Linked DNA regions of Homo sapiens: region 2 is linked to region 1. A link is an interaction called in ENCODE POLR2A ChIA-PET data of the cell type or tissue named here. Cell type or tissue: HCT116. All regions are shown on one strand. Links, peaks and the distances in the headings refer to the core of each region. The heading gives the core; the rest is flanking DNA.

Region 1 (4,386 bases), core at 62-4,061:
AAGTTGGTAGAGCATCTTAAGTGGTGAGCATGAGGCAGGGAAGCCCAGTCGGCAATAGCTGGAACTCCAGGCAGGTATCCTGGAGCCAGGTGCTCTGTTATTGGCCCTGCCTAGCTGTGCAGCTTTGACCAGGCATTTTCTCCATTCAGCTGCATACTCAGGTCTCTTGGTCAGATCAGCCAGTGTCTAGGCTAGCTTGTGGCTTCCAGGTTTGCCCTTATTCAGGTGGTATGGTGCAAGAATCGCAAATTCCATCCTCCAGCCTGATCTCTGTAGCCACTGCTTCTTCACCAAAGTCATCCACATTTTCCAAGGCCCAGGATTCCGTTGTGAGAAAGATATGGAAGTGCCAGCCGGTCTTGGGCCCTTTGGGATCCTCTGTCATCCTTAGAGACATGTCTTGGGTCTTCTAATGATTTCATTGCTCTTCCCATGAAATAGGAATGGGGACTGGCGGGCAGCCACTCAGCTTCATCTATGAGGCTGTGCTAGTTTTGGATAGCCTCAGCAGATGCCTTGTTACATGCAGATGCAGGGGCCAGGCAGATGGTGCACTTCCATCTGGCCAGGTCTGGCAAAAAGACGAGGACCCACCTCTTCTCCTGAAGCCAGTGGCAGCTAGGCCCACACTTTTCCAACTGCACTAGCTTCTTCATTGCTGGCTCTGTAGGAATGGCTCTAATTTGTTTAGTATCTCCAGCTACTCCACCTCTCAGAGATACTCCATTCTTCAAATGCTGGACATTGAAATTGGGTTTTGGTTTATTTGTTTTTTTCTTTTTTTTTTTTGTTCATATTCTCTAGGATTTTTGTACCTCTACTGATGAGCTACAATCCAGAGAGGCTTTGATGAAGCCATTGGCCTTCTTTTCAAATGGAGTGAAAAACTTGCCCTTGTAACCTAATTGTCAGGTCCCCCCTTAGTATTTGAGCTTTGGGAAAGATTGCTCCCAATCCCAAATTCCACAGTCTAGGTAAGTCCAAAGCATTCCCCAAGTCTACTGTGACTCCTCATGGTGCTTATCCTTCTGGGCTCTTGCAACTGTGCAAGCCATCTCTGATCCAAATGCTCATGTTTCCTGTATGCACAATTCATCCCTTCACTAGGACTACAAGGAATCCACTCACAGGGAGTATTTATGAACTTAGCAGAGGGAGGGGGTCACCTCACAAACCCCAAAGCCTTCTCGTTGGTGTCTCTTTCTTATTTCTGTCATGTCTTCCTCCAGAGTGTTGTCTCCCTTCCTCCTTTACAACACAGAGCTGTCCCCCACCTGACACCTCTTTCCCAGCTGACACTCAGATCTTTGAAGCTCCTCTTCTTGCCCTAATAGTTCTCAAGGTGTTTTCCTCAACAAAACCATTTTCTTCCTAGAAAAAATTCTAAAGCATCAACTCTTACAATAATAAAAATTTCTCTCTCTGATTTCACATTTCTCATACGCAGGGTTGGGGGTTTTAAGAAATTCCGTTTAGCCATTAGGATGTGATTTAACAGGAACCCAATTCAAAGTGGCCTAAATGATAAAGATTATTGTTATCTCACATAATTGGAAGGCCAGAGACAGGTTGGCTGCAAGCTTCAGGGCCTCAGCTCTATCTCTTTTTTCCGTTCCAGGCTTAGTCTTGGACGATAGCAAGATGACTGCTGCAGTTCTAGGCTTCGTAGCAGACTCCACAATGTGCCAGACAAGAAGGGATAGTCTCTTCCCATAGCTCTTCTTTATAGGGAGGAGTCATTTCCCAGAAGTCCCTGAGCAGACACTGCCTTCCCATCTCATTGGCCAGGTTTGGGCACATGTCTAAACCCGTGGCTGGAAACCGGGGTGGGATCTGTGACTCGCTTAAATTAAGCAGGAACAATTTTCTGCCGCTGATGGGGTGTGGAAGGCATGCAGTGAAGCATGAGGCTGTATGGAGGAGGATGGACATCCCAACAAAGATGGGGCACCTCAGCATTCCTGCTGTTCTGCCTCCTGGCCCTGCCTGATGGCAGTTTGTCCTCCCCCAGTATCCCTGTCTGTTCCTATACCCGCAACCAGAGGGGAACCTGCCAGACCTGAATGTCTCTGTCTTTACAGGTCTCATCCCACCTCTGCACCAAGGGCAACCCATCACCTTCCTGGAGTAAATTATTCTTATGATTTGAGGAGTTCGTATTCTCATCTGTTTTTCTGTTTACAACATGCTAGCAGCCTTCTGCAAGTAATTGCATGAAATATTTTTTGAGAGAAGTTACAGGCATTTGGGGGATTCCAAAACTTCCAGTTCATATAAGCTCATAAGAGTCTTTATTTTTTATCTGTATGTATATATTTTTTTGCCTTTCACTGGTTAGGACAGTGGTTCTCAAATTTCCATGGGAATTTCTTAGAAAGCCTGTTAGAAACGACTGTGCCCTCCCCCACTCCCTGTCTGCAATCTGGAGTAGAATCTAGGAATGTATATTTAAAGTATGTATCAGAGGTGACCACATGTTGAGAAACACTATTTTAGGAGAAGGCATACCAATCGAACCCTGCTTTGATAGATTACTTGAAGAGGGGGAGCAATTCTAATTTCATATAATTTCATTTTTGTTTAAACGAGGGACTTGAGGAATGCAAAAGCAAAGGTAATATGAATTTTAGATCATCAGGACTTTTTTTCCTTTAAGTACATTTACAACTCAGAAAACAAATCTCTCACCAGGCTGTCTTCCTAACTAGACTTCAGGATGTCATTTGTTCGGATGAAATGGTAATTGCTTGTTTTCCAAATGCCAAGTGTTGGGCTGCTTAAGACCTTGAACAGTCTGGGCCTGGAGAGAAAAGACTCTGGTACTTGGAGTATTTTCAGGGTGTTGAAGTCCCCGAGTTGGTCTTCCCTGAATAGGTTTGTTTCTTTATAAATGGGGACCTCTCCTTGTGAATTAGGTCAAGTTAACATGGACTGCAAACTGGCTGCAGAGTCTGCTTCTGGGGTTCTGCCCCTCTTGCTCCATTTCCCGGCAGAGTTGGAAGCTCCCAGTGTGGAGGAGGGGGATACGGTAGAGAGGCAGTGAGTCACAGAAGGTGGCCACTCTCAGCAGGTCAGGGAGCAGATGGAATCAAGGATACTCCAGGGTAGCCTCCATCTTTTGAGTTGGAACTGGGCAGCTTTAAGTTTCGACTTTCAGGGTGTGGAGATGGAGACTGGAGATCCTCTTCCCCTTTGGAGAAGGTTCCCAGCACTGCAGCAGCAGAGGGAGCATCTGAGAAAACAGGCAGAGACATGAAGAAAGACATGCAAGGGGCCGAGGCCTTTCAGTCCCTGATGCCTGGTCCCCCTCTGCCAGAGAACATAAGCAACAGAGTCCATTTTAGAAGTCTCTCCATGGCTGTTATGGGGGGACTGGATTGGACAGAAGCAAGAAACAAGGAGACTAGTTGGGAGGAAGTAGAAAAAAGTATATGCTTATTGAAGGAATGAATTTTGTGCTGTGATATTAAGCTGTGGCTTTGGGTCCCTGCTTTGGGCAAAGGCCACTTGCACCATGTTCCTTGGGGACTGCGGTAGGCCATCAGACTTCTGGAAGAGTAAAACCCTTCTCTTCCTGCTCTCCTCCACTGACCCTGTAGATCTCCACTCTTCCTCTTCCTGGGAAGTCCCTGTGGCTGTAGCCCCTGAGATCCCATCCTGCTTTTCTCTGTGCTCTCTGGTGTGTTTGGAGCTCACTCTCAAGCTGGTATTAAGCCTGGTTCTGCTTTGGTGAACCCCACTTCGTTGCCTTTTGTAGTCTGAGCGTGTCTTGCTTAATAGCAAACACTATTTTTTTTCATAGCCTGTTTGGCTCACACCACATTTTTAGCCCACCAGAATTCCCACCCCACCCCTCTACATCCACATTTGAAACACAGGCAGGTAATCTCTGGGCCATGGGGTGACAGCTTACGTGCAGAGCCAAAGTGGCTGCCAAAGTCTATACACCTTTGAGGGGGTTACCCACTCTCCTCAGGCCCTTGCTGCTCTCAAGGAACCCACCACCTAGGTGCTGTGTCCCCAGAGTTCTGCCCTGCAGTTTTCCAATCCCAGGATGCTTAAACATTCAGAAAAAAAAACAGGCATTATTCCTGTCCGTGAAAGCTGAGGGAGGTCTCTAGCACCCTCAAAGCTAGCTTTTGGGCCAGGCATGGCGGCTCACGCCAGCACTCTGGAAGGCCAAGGCAGAAAGATCACTTGACACCAGGAGTTTGAGACCAGCCTAGGTGGCCGGGCGCAGTGGCTCACGCCTGTAATCCCAGCACTTTGGGAGGCCCAGGCGGGCGGATCACGAGGTCAGGAGATTGAGACCACGGTGAAACTCCGTCTCTACTAAAAATACAAAAAATTAGCTGGGCGCAGTGGCGGGCGCCTATAGTCCCAGGT
Region 2 (4,386 bases), core at 283-4,282, 57 kb after region 1:
ATGGAGATTACCCTGGATTAACTGAGCGGGTTCAATGTAATCATGAGTTCTTATAAGGAGGCAGGACGGTGAAAGTCAGAGGAGAAGGAAATGTGAAGGGGGAAGCAGAGATCAGAGGGGAGAAAAGATGCCAGCGACTCTGCTGGCTTTGAGGATGGAGAAAAAAGGGTCACCAGCCAACGAATGTAGGCAGCCTCTAAAGCTGGAAATGGCAGGAAATGGATTCTCCCCTAGAGCCTCCTGAAGAAGCACAGCCCTGCTGATGCTTAGACTTTAGCCTGCTGAGATGGATTTTGAACTTCTGACCTCAAGAATTGTAAGATAATGAATTTGTGCAGTTTTAAGCCACCAAATATGTGGAAATTTGGTACAGACGCAGTAGGAAACTACTACAGGAAGGGAGTAACTTTTCCTGAGGTGAAGAGGAGGAATGGGTTTATGAAGGAGGAGATATGTGAACTGGGTCTTGGAGGACAAGTAGGAACCCATAAAGTATAGAAGGAGGACAGAAGGCAGCCCAAGTATAAGGAGGAGGATGTATGCAAAGGGTGTAAAAAAGCAGGGCATGTTTGGAGGTTGGCTTTTGGTCCACTGTGGTTGGGGCATAAGGTGTACAAAGGTTGAAAGAGGGGATCAGCCTCGAGAGAGGGGCTAGGAGCTTGACTCAGAACTGGCCCCCCCATGGTAAAAGGGAATCAATCCTCAAGGAGTTTATGAAGGGGAAGGATGATCCAATTTGTGTTTCAGACAGACTGCTCTGGTATCATTATGGAGGGTCATTGGAAGGGACCAGGCCAGAGGTAAGGAGACAAATGAGGCTGTTGCAGTGACTCAGGTCACACAGAGCCATGGGCAGGGGTGCCAGGGATGGGAGGAAGGGCATTTCTGAACTAGGATTGATGGGACTCAGAGTCATCTAATTGAATGTGGAGGGTGACAGAAATGAAGGAGTCACGGTGACTTCTAGGTTTGTAGCTTGAGTGCCATTCTCTGGGGCACAGGAGGAGTGGGCTGGGGAGGGAAAGAAACAATGAGCTCTGTCAGGGATGTGTTGAGGATAAGGGATTCATAGTCCACTTGGGAAAAGTTGTCCAAAGACAATTGGCAATGAAGTCTCCATAACTGTGCTATCTTGGGGTGATACTAAAGTCATCTGTGTTCCTTCTGCACCCTGGTAGGAGCAAGAATCAGGGAGCCTGGGGCTGAGTAGCTCAGTGGTGTGCTGGCAATGTTCCACGGCCAGCTCTCTGGGGGGAAAAGGCCCTGATATGTACATAGTGTTTGCCAATTTCCATGGTATAGATACTCCCACTATGACCAATGGCAAGCTACTAACTCACCCTCACTGATCATGGAACTGAGAAGAGATGGGCAGTAGCAAATCATTATATAGTTTCCGCTATGCAGAGACAATAGAAATAAATCTTCAGAAGAGCATAGATAATAGTAAAATGTAGTAAAATAATTAAAAAGCAGTTATTTTGAGTATTTATCTCCTTTTTGTTTAATGTGAGTTCATGTAATTTATTTTTTAATAATGTCTGTGTTTAACCACCAGTTCACAGAATTCTTGAAAATTACATTAGACTCTTATGAGCTGGAACAAGCAGGCTCCTGTGCACCACTAAAGAGATTCCTCCAAAGTACAAGTTAGAAGGGCCCAGAAATCCACCTACTTCTCAGGCTTAGTGACTCTCTAAAGTCACCCATGTGGGGAGGCAGAGCCAAGCCTAGGGCCTAGGAGACAGTTCCTGATCCTCCATGTCTTCCTGGAGACCCCTCGGTGCCCTGCCCTTTATGGGATCTCACAGACCCAGAATGCCGTGTGGTCCTTGACCCCAGGATGATGACTCATGTCACTCTTGAGTGAGTGACTCAGGGAAGAGGCTGCTGAGCAGCCTGGAACAAACAGAACTGGGCAAGATTTATATCTGCTAGGCGCTAAATGGGAGGCTCAGATACTTTGCTGCTATTCTCGGTGCCTTTGAACTGCCTCCGATTGAGCAATTGTACATATTTTGAAGAAGAAAAAATTTTTTCAAGTGGACCTATTTTTAAAAAAAGAATTCCTGAAGTGAACAAGCTGGAAAGGAAACCTGGGGAGATGTTTAGGCTTATTTCCTGTCATTGGTCTGAGCAGGTGCTGGCTCCTTCCCAGGGCACCCCCAGCCAACAAAGCCTATACGAGCTCCACAGGAGCGGAGAGCAGGGCTGGAGAAAATCGGGCCCTAAGAAGGTTTCCCACAGAGGTGCAAACCCCAGGATTGTCGGGGTTCTCAGGGCCAGCCTCCCGAAACGTGACTTTGTTTAGGGGACACAGTCTTGGGGGAAGTGACTTCCACTTCCTCATCCTCCCTTTTCTGTTGCCACCGAGGCTTTCTCCCTGCATCTCCGCCCTTCACCATTCCTGCTCCTGCACAATTCCCTTCAATCTAGATCCACTTTCAGGAGAGAATCCTGGGGCTTCCACCACACACTGGGGGGTGGCTGTACCCCCTTCAGTCACTCACTTACCCACTTGTTCAGCACAGCACAAATACCTACTTGGCCAGACACTGTGGCTGGCTCTCTTCCAGGAGGGATTCCACACTAGGCCTCATGTCTCACCTGTGGAACAAAAACCTCTGTTTTGGGGGAGTCATCATGAGTACAGGGATAGTGGAAAGAACTGGGGCTTTGAAACCAGACCAACCTGGGACTGAGCACAGCCCAGACCTGGGACTAAGCACAGCACAGATCTGGGGCAAGCACAGCACAGACCTGGGACTGAGCACAGCACAGACGTTGGGCAGCCACAGCACAGACCTTGGGCAGCCATAGCACAGACCTGGGACTGAGCACAGCACAGACATGGGGTGAGCACAGCACAGACATGGGGTAACCACAGCACAGACCTAGGACTGAGCACGGCACAGACATGGGGTGAGCACAGCACAGACATGGGGTAACCACAGCACAGACCTAGGACTGAGCACAGCACAGACACGGGGCAAGCACAGCACGGACCTGGGACTGACCACAGCACGGACCTGGGACTGACCACAGCACTGACCTGGGACTGACCACAGCACAGACCTGGGACTGACCACAGCACGGACCTGGGACTGAGCACAGCACAGACATGGGGCAAGCCCAGCACAGACCTGGGACTGTCCACAGCAAAGACCAGGACTGAGTCTCTTTTACTTGCAGGAGACAAATCTGGGAGCTCTGAGCCACTAGGATGAACACCAGAGTCTCTCTGAGCCTTGGCTTGGTTTTGTTGATGCTGTGCATGCTTAGAGAACTCAGCTGCCCTGTTTGGAGAATGGCGAGGGCACTGAGTGGACTCTATGTACCAGCACCTTGCATGTATTTCCTGATTTAATCGTTACAACAACGCTAAAAGGTGGGTGCTATTACCTCCATTTTCAAATGAGGGAACTGAGGCCAGGGGAGATTTATCCAGCAAGGGAGAGGCAGAGGAAGGATTAGAACGGAATCTGCCAAGCAACAAAGCCCCGTGAGCAGGCCAAGGTTAGGAAGCAGGATGGGGCTTTCCCAAGGCAGGCTTCCCATCCGGCTCACTTGTGGAGTCGCGGAACCCAGCTCTGCAGTTGGCCAGGCCCAGGGGACCCCCAGAGGCACCTCCCAGCACTTTCAGCAGATCTCCTGTGGGGAGCATCCTCTCTCCTGCGAGAGTGACCATGAGAGCATGAGAGCAAGAACAATGACGAGTCACTGCCGAAGGACGCCTGCTTTCACAGCACAGACACAATGGCTTACCCTTTACTATGAGCAAAACCGTCAAAATGAAAAGTCAGAAAGCTGCCACATGCAGCCGGGCTCGGGGCATGGGTGCTCTGGGGACTTTTCTGACTCTGCCCCTCACTCATAGATGTGGCCTTGGTCACATGCCTGCCCCTCTGGGCCTCGGTTCCCCATTGGTAAAAATGGGTGCAGGGGTAAGACTGGTGAGTTCTCAGTGTCCCTCCATCACCCTCTGGATTTGCAGAAGGGCTAAGAGAGCTCCACGTGCAGTCACCCCCAACAATTCCCCCCATCAGTTGTCCATCTAGAGATAGACCCGTGGTATTAATAGCAACCTAATCTCTTTCACATTCTTTGTGCTGCTAAAATGAAAGCAAAAATTCAAAGCTGGAAGAACAAAAAAACTCCCTTCTGAGAATACTGAGTCACTCCAGAAAGGTCAGTGGAGGCTAGGTTAACCCATGGTTTCCCGAAAGGGCTTCTTGGCTCTTCCCTCAATGCTCAAAGATTCACAGAGAGAATCTGAGAGCCGCTTAGCTTACGGGCTGTGCTCCTGGGATACTGTGGTTTCAGAGAGGAGTTTGGTCTCTCCTAGGCAGGTTGCAAGGCTCTGGGAGAGGCATCTTTGGCGCCATG

The links. ChIA-PET counts read pairs that join two places held together with the same protein. Peaks named below come from ENCODE experiments on the same cell type or tissue, not always from the same donor. Only the 100,000 strongest peaks of a DNase experiment are listed, where the experiment ranks them.
Region 2: POLR2A ChIA-PET joins it to region 1 with 5 read pairs; 5 of 35 experiments call an interaction of 5 or more read pairs at or near these places.

The regions. Positions count from the first base shown.
Region 1 is chr11:10,714,388-10,718,773 of GRCh38, reverse strand. No RefSeq gene overlaps it. Among named protein-coding and RNA genes, the nearest start is that of IRAG1, 23 kb to the right of the region's middle. In HCT116, for the core only: no CTCF peak of the experiment used is centred there; no DNase peak of the experiment used is centred there.
Region 2 is chr11:10,657,386-10,661,771 of GRCh38, reverse strand. The region is part of intron 1 of IRAG1 (inositol 1,4,5-triphosphate receptor associated 1); the gene reads left to right. Among named protein-coding and RNA genes, the nearest start is that of IRAG1, 34 kb to the left of the region's middle. RefSeq lists a silencer at 2,056-2,350 and enhancers at 1,404-2,603, 3,972-4,121, 3,726-4,386. In HCT116, for the core only: no CTCF peak of the experiment used is centred there; DNase peaks (open chromatin) are centred at 1,911 and 4,183; H3K4me3 peaks cover 1,131 bases; H3K27ac peaks cover 4,000 bases.